Regions from separate parts of the Homo sapiens genome. Here region 1 is linked to region 2. A link is a contact called in ENCODE Hi-C or POLR2A ChIA-PET data. All regions are on one chromosome and are shown on one strand. Each heading gives the region's core, a stretch centred on a gene start or an enhancer-like site at or near the end of the contact. The rest is flanking DNA. Distances are from core to core; before and after follow the strand shown. Region 1 holds the start of OPA1 (OPA1 mitochondrial dynamin like GTPase). Region 2 holds the start of SENP2 (SUMO specific peptidase 2).

Region 1 (6,599 bases), core at 679-3,178, 8.0 Mb after region 2:
TCCTCGGCCTCCCAAAGTGCTGGGATTACAGGCATAAGCCGCCATGCCCAGCCCAAATGTAGTGTTATTTTTAAAACACTGCATAGGCCAACACTGTCTAAACCAAACAAAACAGGTCTGTGGGCTGAATTTGGTCCAATGGTTGCAGTTTATTATACAACAGTTTGCCCTTTTTTCATGGCAACACTATGTATCTATGGGAGATCATTCCTTATCAGGACATACAGACCTAAAGCATAGGTTTTCATGGCTAGTACGGATGTAATTTATGTGTCTAGTTCCTATACATGGACATTTATACTGATTCCAATCTTTTCCCATTTCATACAGTGCAGAAATAAACATCATCATGCATACATCTTTGCATACATGGGAATGATTCCACAGGATAAATGCCTAGAAGTAGAACTGCAAAACAAGGGCTTCATAAAACATATGATAACCATATATAAATGGTGATGGTGGTTAGTTTCTCCTTTTTTTATGGTTAAAGTCTTTTATCCCTAATTTTTCTTTTTTGTTGTTGTTGTTAAAGTCTCTTGGTTTCTCTTATTTTATTTTCTAAAATAACAAGGAAGTAACGATTACAAAGACACTTTTTGTACAACCCTACAATCCCAGGAAGATCTACAGTTTGCACAGGTTGGTACAGCAAATTGCTCTCTGGACCTGCCATTGAAACAGTCACCACAATAAATAAAGAAAATTCTAAGAGTCCTGCATTTGGGAAGTTTACTATCAATGGCTAGGTCTACTCTTGGTGGTATTGTGAGTGCATGGGTCCAGACTTATGATTCTGACAATTAAGGGAAAAGGAATTGTCTTTATGCTCTGTGTATTTGTGTATGTGTGTGGCATGGGTGGGGGGCGGGTAGTGGGGAGGAGGTGAAAGGTCCCTGAAGTAAAGAGGATGCACAGGACCCTTTTATTTTAGTCCCTAAAAATTGGCTTCATAACCGTTCACAGGCCACATCCCTTTTACGGGCCCTGGTTTCCTTACAAAACATAAAAGGTTTGTGTTGGAAGGGGAAAGGAGTATTTAAAGTGATGGAGGAGAGGAGCTCAAGATGGCTGAGATCTGGGCCTGTCCAACATTGAGAAATTTGGGAGGGGAGCCATCAAAGAAGCCTGGGAGCAGCAGTTCCAGGGAAAAAGGAGAATGTGATGGCCAGAGAGCCAAAAGAAAAAGTAGTTGAAGGAGTGCTCAGCACTAGGCATCTGAACTGAATGCTGTGGCAGGCTCACTGGCCACAAACAATAGGGAGCTGGTGGAGGCCTTGACGAGGACCATTTCAACAAACTGGTGGGCTTAAAATCCGGAAGAAACAGTTGAACAAATCATTTTGACGCCTTTTATAAACCACACAAGCTTATTCCAAACCCGTTACTGGCCTAACTGATTTAAGTCCCTTTCCCATCTGATCCTCAGAGATTCTAAGGGACTTAGCCTATCCATGACTCTTCGTCCTGCTTCTCACCTCCCATGATTGCCCTAACGATGTGAAAGTGCTTTCAAACAAAGATGCCCAAGAAAGAAGGTAGGCAAATGTGCAAGCATTAGTTTGTAGTACGCTATTACTGTATTTCACCTTGCACTCTCTAGTTTCCTTCGTGCTCCCTCAATATCCAACTCTTAATAAATTCATGGCTCCCGGTGAGCATTCATCAATTCTCATTCCACGCCTTTAGCCCTTCCCGTTCCCGCCCAACTCTCGCTCCCTCCCCTGGCCAAATCTCTAACCTGCAAGGCTAATTCCGAATTCCAAATCGGAAGCAAGAGGGCGGGGCCCCGTGAGAGGCGATGGATTGCTCCAGTCCGTTCCCGACGCACTGTGCGCATGCGCTGGTCCTCCGCGGACCGTTCGTGCTGCCCGCCTAGAAAGGGTGAAGTGGTTGTTTCCGTGACGGACTGAGTACGGGTGCCTGTCAGGCTCTTGCGGAAGTCCATGCGCCATTGGGAGGGCCTCGGCCGCGGCTCTGTGCCCTTGCTGCTGAGGGCCACTTCCTGGGTCATTCCTGGACCGGGAGCCGGGCTGGGGCTCACACGGGGGCTCCCGCGTGGCCGTCTCGGCGCCTGCGTGACCTCCCCGCCGGCGGGATGTGGCGACTACGTCGGGCCGCTGTGGCCTGGTAAGTGCAGGCTCTAATCTGGCCCCGTTAATTCTGGGGCCTCTTGAGAGTGGGGCTGTCTTATCTCTATCTCCAAAAATGTGCAGGTGACTCTCAGGCCAGGCCGACGGCAGTTGGAGAATTCCCAGATGTTCTTGAGGACCCAGAATGACAGGAGCCCTGGCTGGGCTTACGTTCGGAGCCGGCTTCAATACTGGCCCTTTTCTCTGGCCCTACCCAACCCGAAAATTCTGGACGCCTCTCAATCTTGGCCCGTCTCTATTGTCCTTTTGTCTCTGCCCTTTACACCCTTGTGTCTTCAGTGTTCTGTCTGTCTCTGGTTGCCTCTTTTGCCTTTTTTCTGTCCTCTCCCTGCCAGGTTTGGCTCTGTCCATGAGTCACCTCTCTCCACATTTCTCCTAACTCTCGGTGTCTTCTTTTTCTTCCATTTCCACGCCATGTGTACATTGCATCTTCAGGTACCTGGGCTCTTCTATCGGGGAAAGGGGCGTCCGTCTCTTTCCCTAGCCCGCTGATAGAAGTCAGAACTAGAGCAATGACGCACACGGTGTCAGAGACGGTGATTCGAGATGCCCTTTCAATAGCAGCTTTTTTCTGTGTTTCGGGAGGGAGACTTACTTTTTGATGCAAGGTCGTGAACGTGGCACCACCTTTCTAATCTCAATCATTGTTGCCCTGGGGTGGTTTAATTCTAAATAGAAAATCATAGAAATCTTTTCATTTCTGTGCGTTACTATATGCATTGTAATGAGATTAAATTGGATTTTATAGGAAATTTTGTTCTAGTATCATTAGATACCTTCAAGCTTAGCTCATTGTTGCAGGCATTTGATAGGAAGTAAGATGCATCAAGCAAAATTGGAAAAACGTGGTTTTCCTGAATTAACTTCTAAGCAGTTGTTTTGAATTTTTTCCAGACCTTTTTAAGTGGTATAGATAATTTATCGTGTTTATAAGGAATGGAATGCATTCGTTAGTTTGTTTTTGTTTTGTTTTGAGACGGAGTCTTGCTCTGTCGTCCAGGCTGGAGTGCAGTAGCGCTATCTCGGCTCACTGCAACCTCCGCCTCCCAGGTTCAAGCAATTCTCCTGTCTCCGCCTCCGGAGTAGCTGGAATTACAGGCACGCGCCAGCACGCCTAGCTAATTTTTGTATTTTTAGTAGAGAGGGGGTTTCACCATTTTGGCCAGGCTGGTCTCGAACTCCTGACCTCATGTGATCCACCCTCCTCGACTTCCCAAAGTGCTGGGATTACAACCGTGAGCCACCGCGCCCGGCCCAATTTGTTTTATATAGGTTAACTGGAGTCCAAAATACAGAACTAGATGAGATAACAATAGTTAACAGTGTTAGTCAGTTAGAATTATTGCATAGGTATTTTTAATCTCATGGAATTTTAGTCTTTGAGTAAGTTCACAGCCCTTGGTATTAAAGTAAGTTATTTACAACCCTTGCATTTCTACTTCTCAATATTTAGTGAGGAAACATATCTGATTTTCTTTAAATAAAAAGAGAAAAGACTGCAGAAGATAGCATTCTCTGTTGGAGCAATTAAGATGTATAAGAAGAACTACAAAGACGGAGTTTTAAAACAAACTGATTTATAAGTGGTATTTATTTAATTGGCTGTCATTGGGCTAAATTATTTCTAAAGTTACCATGGATGCCATTGAGTCATGGCTTAAAAATGTCTCCTGGTGATGGCACAGTTTAGCTACCTAAAGAAGTAGAGATGTGGGAAGCCAGAAGCCCCAAGCTCTGCAGTTTTTCTTTTGCTATAGTTCCTTTGCATGTTGTGAAAGAATACAGTTAAATTCCTGCTCCCTAACAGATGAGAGCATAAGCATTTCTTTGGGCATACATATGTAAATACATGCTCATGGACATGTGAAAAGATCAATACTAACATTTGGGTGCAATAAATAATTGTGTAAAATTATTTTTAAAAGAATTACATATTAGGAAATGATATATTGATTAAAAGTGATAGTCAATGAACAAGAGAGTAGATTTCTGGGGGAAACCTATTTTGCATCATACTTGATTTTTAGTTTTGACTGAATATTGAAGTCTATATTCAAAATTCTTTTCCTTTAGAACTGTAAAGGCATTGCTGCATTTTCTTCTAATGTAATTGTTTATTGCTGCTGAGAATTCTTATGACAATCTGATTTTTTCATCTTCATGATTATCTTGTTTTTCCCTTCATGGAATCTGTTAGGGTCTTGACTTTATCCTTTATCCTAAATTTCTCAAGGCTTGGACCAGGTGTGGGTTTGGTTTTGTTTTCTTTTGCTACTCATTTGACTTGGCACACTCAGTGGGCCTTTCCCTTTATCTTTCTTCATTTCTGAGACGTTTTTCTCTCTTATTTTTTATTATCTTCCTTTCATTTTTCCTGTCCTTTTTCTTTCTAGACATCTCTTAGGAGGATAGTGGTCCTCTTAGATTGATATGTTATGTCCGTGATTTCCAAAGTAAGATTTGTACTCGTCGTCTGTTAAAAGGAAAAGCATACATATACCCTATGTATATATGCACACTTTTTTATTTTTAAATTATATATGTATCTGTACTAATTATTTACATTGTAAGTCAACCCTAACATAATCTTAAAGGATAAGATACAAAACATACTGCATCTAGAAGCTTCAGTACTTTCTTCCTGAATCCCAGTAGATCCTTTTGTTCATCCCACGGGATGCATTCCGCCCCCATCCTCCCACTCCCTTTGGATACCACATTACCACAGCTCTGCATCACTTAACTTTCCTCTTATGTTTTTCACCTTTTTTTTTTTTTTTTTTTTGCATTTTATGTCCTGGGGAATTTCCTTAATTCATTTCATGGTTTTACTGTTGATTTTTTTAATATTGGCCATCGCAACTTTTCTTTTCTTTTCCTTTCCTTTCCTTTCCTTTCCTTTCCTTTTCTTTTCTTTTCTTTTCTTTTCTTAATTTTCTTTTCTTTTCTTTTCTTTTCTGTTCTTTTCTTTTCTTTTCTTTTCTTTTCTTTCACACAGGATCTTGGCGTGTTGTCCAGGCTGGCCTCGAACTCCTGGGCTCAGGTAATCCTCTCACCTTGGCCTCCCAAAATGCCAGGATTACAGGCGTGCGCCACTGCATTTGGCGGCAACTTAATTTTTTTATTTTTATTTTTCCTTTTAGAGGACACCTAGCACTGAGCATTGCAACTTTTCATTTCCATGAACTTTTAAGAAAACTCTTAAAGACATGTTTAATTCTGTACACTTTCTATTGTTCTTTGATTGCTGTTTTTGAATAACAACAAGGAGTACGCCTTAGCATTTTGATGGTATCCTCTTAATAGTCGCAATAATAGTCCCCTTGGCGCTCTGTATACTCTCAAGTCTTAAATGTTTTGTATGCAGCTGTACGTTGACAGTTGAATGGTCTCGCTCCAAGTGGATCAGCAAGAACATAAAGAATCATTTAACTGGTACAGGCTGCGGCTTGTGAATTCCCTATTAACACCAAAGAAGACGTGTGAGACTCCGTACTGAAACTAAAGACGACTTGTGAGTTCCACACTGAGATCAAATAAGTCTTTATGATGGTGACAGAGAGTGGTGTCAACGCCTAAAGTTTTGGTTAATCTCTCTAAATTGAGGGGCTGACCAAAAGGGGGAACTTAACTGTATTAGACATAATTTTGAGAAACATGGGTATGTGGATGGTAATGGAGGAAATGGGTGTAGATGAGATTGCCTAGGGAGAGTGAGAAGTAGGTTAGGTCTAAGCCTTGATGAGTTCCCAACATTTCCAAGGGTAGTTGAGGATACTGAAAATGAGTGGCCAGTGAGATAGAGGTAAAGCTAGAGACTGCCCAGGGGAGAGGAATTTTCAACAATGAGGAGGTGTCAACATTGTCAGGTATTGCTGAGAGGTCAGATAAAACCAGAATTGAGCAAAATGGCCATTGGAAGCCTATGGTGCCCTCCGTAAGAGCTGTTTCGCTGAAGTGATAGAAACGGAAATCAGGCTGGGCACAGTGGCTCACTCCTGTAATCCCAGCACTTTGGGAGGCCGAGGTGGGCGGATCACCTGAGGTTAGGAGTTCGAGACCAGCCTGGCCAACATGGTGAAACCCTGTCTCTACTAAAAATACAAAAAGTAGCCAGGTGTGGTGGCAGGTCCCTGTAATCCCAGCTACTCAGGAGGCTGAGGCAGGAGAATCGCTTGAGCCCCAGAGGCGGAGGTTGCAGTGAGCAGAGATCGAGCCACTGCACTCCAACCTGGGTGACAGAGCAAGACTCCGTTTCAAAAAAAAAAAAAAAAAAAGAAATGGAAATCAGGATGGTTTGGCTTTTATTTTAATAAAATAGCTAGAGCAGGGAAATGGGGTACTTTTTTTCCCCCTTTTAAGATGAGACATAGCCAGGTGCAGTGGCTTACACCTGTAATCCCAACACTTTGAAAGGGAGGGTCGCTTGAGCTCAGGAGTTTGAGA
Region 2 (6,690 bases), core at 191-2,690:
GGAATGCTGTCTATTGAGGAAAGGAAGAGGCTGTACTGGGGAGTGCCAGCGTTGAAGTTCAAGCAAGTGTAAAACTCTGGCCTTAACTGAATCACAAGTAGGAAACAAGTTAATCAGGAATGGATTTGTGGGGCATGAAAACCTTTGAGGATTCTTAGGATTGTTTGGAAGAGGGGACTGGATTTTCTATCACTAAATAGGGTGGGATTTGTTTTACAGTTGATAATTTTTTGATGGGGTGCGTCAGGGTCCCACTCTGTCACCCTGGCTGGAGTGCAGTGGCGTGATCACGACTCACTGCAGTCTCAACCTCCTGGGCTCAAGTGATCGTCTCACCTCAGCCTACCAAGTAGTTGGGACTACAGGTGCGTGCCACCACACCCGGCTAATTTTTGTATTTTTTGTAAAGATGGGGTTTTACTATGTTGCACAGACTGGTCTCAAACTCCTGGGCTCAAGCTATCTGCCCACCTCAGCCTCCCAAAGTGCTGGGATTAAAGGCAGGAGCCACCGCGCCCGGCCTATAGTTGACAATTAACTAGAAGTGTGACATTGGAATTATAGAGGGAGAGTAACGAGACTCATTACTTACTAGCCCAGGGTAGGAGACATTAGTGGGCCGCAGGTTTCATCCTTAAATTTCTGTGAAGCCTTTCTTGAGGACATCTGCCCTTTCCTTCTCTCCCTCAGTGTGTGGTTTTCCTTTCTCTGGCTCCCACTGCACTCTGCACATACCTTTATCACAGCAACCACTTACGGTGTATTGTAATTTGTAATTATCTATGTACATGTCTCCAAGTAGACTGACCTCAAGGGCGAGGGACTGGCGCTGGTACTCAGACCCCGGGTTCAAGTTCCAGCCACGTCTCTAGCTAGTTTTGTGATCTTAGACAAATAACTTAATCGCTCTATGCCTCAATTTCCTTGACTTATAAAACTGGCTTAAGACTCTCTGTCACACGCCATTGCTGGGCATATTAAGGTGACAATGCGTGAAAAGTACGAGGCAAAAGGTAAGTGCAAAATAAAGGGCGCCTAAAACGGTAAACGTGTGTTAATTAACCTGATCTACCTTTACATGTGCATTCAGCAAACACTGAGCACCTAATGTCCTCTGGGACCCCGGAACGCCTCCTCCGGAGTGGAGCAGCCTCACATGTGGCCTGTGGGCCTTGTCCCACGGGCCGGCTCCGGATTGGCTCCGCCGAAGAGAAAACCCTGCCGACAGCCCTTCCGATCTCGTCAGCGATTGGGCCGGGACCGTCCCACAATTACTCTTGTTGCTGGGCTCGGAAATAGGGAGCGGTGCTAGGTTGCGCGTGCGCAGATTGAGAATGGAGCTTTCCGGTCGGGCGGGAGGAGGTGACGTCAGGAGTGGTGGCGGGCGGGGGCCTCTGGTAGCCCTGGGGACGCTGTATCTGTGGGCTCTTGAATCGCGTCACAAATCAGCGACCGAACTCTGGCGGTGGTGGTTAAGACGGCGAAGGCGGCAGCGGCGGCGACAGCTCTGGGGTTTGCGTCTCGGGGTGTGTCGGCCGCCGCTGCTGCTTGGGCCTGGTATGTACAGATGGCTGGTTAGGATTCTCGGCACCATTTTCCGTTTCTGCGACCGGTCGGTGCCCCCTGCCCGGGCCCTCCTGAAGAGGCGGCGCTCAGACAGGTGAGACGAGAGGGGGCTGAGCGCCAGCCTGGCCTTACCCCCTCCCCCACAGCGGGCTCCTCGGCCGTGATAGCTTTGATTCAGCCAGGCTCACCCGAAACAGGTCGCCGGGATCCTAGTGACGTAGTCGCTCCCGCCAGGCTGTAGGGAGGCAGCTCCTGATGAAGGAGGAGCTGGTCGTCTTCGTAGCGGCCGGTGATGGCAGGGTCTTTGACATTCTTGTCAGAGGCCAAGCTGGTTGCTGATAACAAATGGGGCTTTGCCGCTCTTAGGCTGAACACTAACATTGAAGGAATACTGTCTTTGTTGTGGCTCACTGTTTACAAAGCACCCTCGCAAGTGTCATCTGCAGACATTAAGTGCAGTTGAAGTGAGATTCATAGCTTGCCCAAAGCCGTTTTGACTGCAAGTACTGTCCTTGCAGCAAGAAACAGCACCTGTTTTGTTCCAAAACAGCTGTCAAACAGTCTGTGTGTTTGGGGCCAGAAGGGTTTTGTGCTTTAGAATTAGTGAATGAGTAAAAAGGCTTAGGTGCCTCACTCCTTTAAAACAATCACTAGTCTGTACTCTTAAATTCGGTTAAAATTTGGGGGAAACGCAAAGCTATTCTTTTCTTTTTTTCTTTTTCTTTTGGTTGAGACGGAGTCTTGCTCTGTCGCCCAGGCTGGAGTGCAGTGGTGCGATCTCGGCTTACCGCAACCTCCGCCTCCTGGGTTCAAGCGATTCCCCTGCCTCAGCCTCCCAAGTAGCTGGGATTGCAGGTGTGCACCACCACGCCTGGCTAATTTTTGTGTTTTTAGTAGAGATGGGGTTTCACTATATTGGCTAGGCTGGCCTTGAACTCCTGACCTCAAGTGATCCGCCCACCCCAGCCTTTGGAAGTGCTGGGACTGCAGGCATGAGCCACTGCACTCAGCCCCAAAAGCTATTCTTATTTAGCATCTACTCTTTGGAGTGTCCCATTTTATTGTATCGACCTCCTTACCTAAAAATCTGGAAAATAAAATACTATACAAATTCTATGCCCCCTCTTCAACTTTAGTGATCAAGTGTTAATTTTTTTTTTTTTTGAGAAGGAGTCTCGCTCTGTCCCCCAGGCTGGAGTGCAGTGGCGCAATCTCGGCTCACTGCAAGCTCTGCCTCCGGGAGTCACGCCATTCTCCTGCCTCAGCCTCCCCAGTAGCTGGGACTACAGGCGCCCGCCACCATGCCCGGCTATTTTTTTTTTTTTTTTTTTTGAGACAGAGTCTCATTTTGTTGCCCAGGCTGAAGTGCGGTGGCACGATCTCAGCTCACTGCAACCTCTGCCCACTGGGTTCAGGCGATTCTTCTGCCTCAGCCTCCGGAATAGCTGGGATTACAGGCGCCTGCCACTGCACCCGGCTTATATTTTTTGTATTTTTTTTAGTAGAGACGGGGTTTCACCATCTTGGCCAGGCTAGTCTTGAACTCCTGACCTCGTGATCCACCCGCCTCAGCCTCCCAAAGTGCTGGGATTACAGGCCTGAGCCACAGCGCCCGGCCACTACCGGCTAATTTTTTTTTTTTTTTTTTTTTTTTTGAGGCGGAGTCTCGCTCTGTCGCCCAGGCTGGAGTGCAATGGCGCGATCTCGGCTCACTGCAACCTCCGCCTTCCAGGTTCACGCCTTTCTCCTGCCTCAGCCTCCCGAGTAGCTGGGACTACAGGCGCCCGCCACCACGCCCAGCTAATTTTTTGTATTTTTAGTAGAGACGGGGTTTCACCGTGGTCTCGATCTCCTGACCTCAGGATCCGCCCGTCTCGGTCTCCCAGAGTGCTGGGATTACAGGCGTGAGCCACCGCGCCCGGCCCTCGCCCGACTAATTTTTTGTATTTTTTAGTAGAGACGGGGTTTCACCGTGTTAGCCAGGATGGTCTGGATCTCCTGACCTCGTGATCCACCCGCCTCGGCCTCCCAAAATGCTGGGACTACAGACGTGAGCCACCGGGCCCGGCCGTTAATTTCATTTTTTAAATTAAGCCTCAATATCAAGAAAAGTGGAAGAAGTGTTCATTTGTGGGAGCTTGAGAGAACAAGATGTCTAATACATTAGTCTGAGAATGCAGGTTATTGATGAGATTGGTTGTTGGCTAAATTGCATCGTGTGTTCCAGAGATACATGGTTTTGCCTTATTTTTCTCTCCTATCTTTCCGTTGGGTTGATATAAGGATCATTTGAGAACGTGGTGTAAAGTGCCTAAACTGATGCTTAATGTATATAAGGGTAGTATTTGTCTGTCCTACTCTGGGGCCTTTTGCAGAGTCTGGTGCATGATAAGCACTTGGTCCCTATTTATGGAATAAGGGAAAGCTAATTTCCTCTCCCTTGTCCTCTCCTTGATGTGAATCCCTGCTAGTCAGTGGAACATGGTTTGGCGATCAAAACCTTGATCTTTACTATACTTTAGGTGTTCACATCCTTAATCCAAAACAACACTTCTCAGTGTAAACCAATTTTCAGTCAAAATGAAGCCCGGCAGGGCTTGTTGGAATGTATAAAGTTATGAGCTGAATGGAATCCTGGGATCTCATTCTATTCATTTTTTTTTTTTGCATGTGTGAATATAATTGATCATAAGGGTTCAGAGAGATGATGAGTAATATACTATGACCCTTTAGCATTCTTGACATCTGGGTCCTGAAACTTTCCTCAATTCCAAAGTTCTTTATTACCATCATAATGTAGTTTGCGTGATAAAAATGAAGTTAAATATAACACTTGATTAAGATTTGTCTTTTTTAAGTTGTAGAACAGTTTTTTTTAACTCCCTTACACACACACAAAAGAAAAAACAGTAAAAAAGAATTGTCTTTTAAGGCTGTTCATATTAATACTGTCACCTAAAGTAAAAGATGGCTTTCTTTGGGGATCATTTTCAAAAGGAAATTGCTTGTTTGTTGTTTTTAAATCATTTCTGGAGCGAAAGAGAAAATACTGTCCTAAACTCTTACCTGGGTTCATTTACTAGCTAAGTGACTTTGGCCAGTTTTAAGTTTGTACTTTAACCAGATGGCAAATTATTATTTGGTAAGAAGTTTGTTTCTCTCTCAAATAGTTGAAACTGTAGCAGTAAGTCTTCGCATGTGAAAAGCCTACTATAGAATAGCATTCTCTCTTTTGTTTTGCTTTTATTTTTAGTTTTATTTCTTTTTAAAACAAGGTCTCACTCTTTTGATTAGGCTGGAGTGCAGTGGCATGACCTGGGCTCACTGCAGCCTTACTTCCTGGGCTCAAGTGATCCTCCTGCCTTAGTGTAGCTGGGACCACACTCACTTACCACCAAGGCTGGCTAATTTTTTATTTATTTTTTTATCGTAGAGATGAGGTCTTACTTTGTTGCCCAGGCTGATGTCAAACTCCAAGGCTCAAGCGATCCTCCCCCTTGGCCTCCCAAAGTGCTGGGATTACAGGCACGAGCCACTGTGTCCCACCAGCATTCTCTTTTAAAACATCAGTTGGATCTCATTTTATGACAAAGTGATAGAAGGGGGATGTGTTATATGAATAGTAAGTTTACTTACAGAAATGAATGTGTGTGTAAATCTATATATATATATTTTTTTCTTTCTCTTTTTCAGCACTCTGTTTTCTACAGTGGACACTGATGAAATACCAGCCAAAAGACCAAGATTAGGTACTGAATATAAATTTTAAAAATTTTTAGTTTTTAAATAGGAAAAATATATGCATGGAACAAAATTCAAAAGGTAAAAAGTATCTGGTAAAAAGTAAGTCTTGGCCGGGCGCAGTGGCTGTAATCCTAGCACTTTGGGAGGCCAAGGCAGGCGGATCACCTGAGGTCAGGAGTTTGAGACCAGCCTGGCCAACATGGCAAAACCCTGTCTCTACTAAAAATACAAAAATTAGCTTGCTGTGGTGGCAGGAGCTTGTAATCCCAGCTACTCGGGAGGCTGAGGCAGGAGAATCGCTTGAACCTGGGAGGTGGAGGTTGCTGTGAGCCAAGATGGTGCCATTGCACTTCAGCCTGGGGCGACAGAGCAGGACTGTGTCAGGAAAAAAAAAAACAAAAAAACTTAAGTCTCTTTCCTGGCCCGACGTGGTGGCTCAAACCTTTAATTCCAGCACTTCAGAGGCTGAGGTGGGAGGATCACTTGAGGTCAGGAGTTTGAGACCAGCCTGGCCAACATGGTGAAACCCCATCTCTACTAAACATTAAAAAATTAGCCAAGTGGTGCACGCCTATAGTCACAGCTACTCGGGAGGCTGAGGCACGAGAATCGCGTGAACCTGGGAGGCGGAGGTTGCAGTGAGCCAAGAATCTGCTACTGCACTCTGCACTCCAGCCTGGGCGACAGAGCGACACTCCATCTCAAAAAAAAAAAAAAAAAAAAAAAAGAAAGTCTCCTTTTTTTTTTTTTTTTTTTTTTTGAGACAGAGTCTTGCTCTGTCGCAGGCTGGAGTGCAGTGGCGCAATCTCGGCTCACTGCAAGCTCTGCCTCCCAGGTTCACGCCATTCTCCTGCCTCAGCCTCCCGAGTAGCTGGGATTACAGGCACCCACCACCACACCTGGCTAGTTTTTTTGTATTTTTAGTAGAGATGGGGTTTCACCGTGTTAGCCAGGATGGTCTCCATCTCCTGACCTCGTGATCTGCCCGCCTCGGCCTCCCAAAGTGCTGGGGTTACAGGCGTGAGCCACCGCACCCAACCCAAGAAAGTCTCTTTCCTATCCCTTTCTTATCTTTTCTAGAGGTAACTACTGTTACCAGGGACTTGTCTAATCCTTGCAGGTAAATAAGCCTAGGTGTAGACTGTGCATTTTAAAATTCTAAATCATTCTACAAAGAAAAGATACTTCTTATTTATTTATTTTTTGAGATGGAGTCTCGCTCTGTCACCCAGGCTGGAGTGTAGTGGTGCAATCTCGACTCACTGCAACCTCCACCTCCCGGGTTCACACCATTCTCCTGCCTCAGCCTCCTGAGTAGCTGGGACTACAGGCGCCCGCCATCATGCCCGGCTAATTTTTTGTATTTTTAGTAGAGACGGG

The links. A loop is a pair of places that touch in the nucleus more often than their neighbours do. ChIA-PET counts read pairs that join two places held with the same protein, here RNA polymerase II (POLR2A). Pooled maps may share reads with other maps.
Region 1: a map of naive thymus-derived CD4-positive, alpha-beta T cell shows a loop between it and region 2 (12-fold over the local background). The contact joins the promoter of OPA1 here to the promoter of SENP2 in region 2. A Hi-C loop is called at or near these places in 1 of 168 maps with a recorded cell type or tissue (naive thymus-derived CD4-positive, alpha-beta T cell) and 6 of 50 pooled maps. POLR2A ChIA-PET finds 5 or more read pairs at or near these places in 1 of 52 experiments (T-cell).

The regions. Positions count from the first base shown.
Region 1 is chr3:193,591,280-193,597,878 of GRCh38, forward strand. It overlaps OPA1 (OPA1 mitochondrial dynamin like GTPase), which reads left to right and starts at 1,929. Exons shown (of 31, transcript NM_130837.3): 1 at 1,929-2,130. The coding sequence starts at 2,099. It also overlaps a transcript of ATP13A4 not described here. RefSeq lists enhancers at 1,591-2,242, 1,638-1,707, 1,758-1,807, 2,243-2,894, 2,408-2,487 and a silencer at 2,028-2,177.
Region 2 is chr3:185,584,855-185,591,544 of GRCh38, forward strand. It overlaps SENP2 (SUMO specific peptidase 2), which reads left to right and starts at 1,441. Exons shown (of 17, transcript NM_021627.3): 1 at 1,441-1,660; 2 at 5,260-5,315. The coding sequence starts at 1,560. RefSeq lists enhancers at 1-299, 300-918, 919-1,537, 1,031-1,080, 1,121-1,520.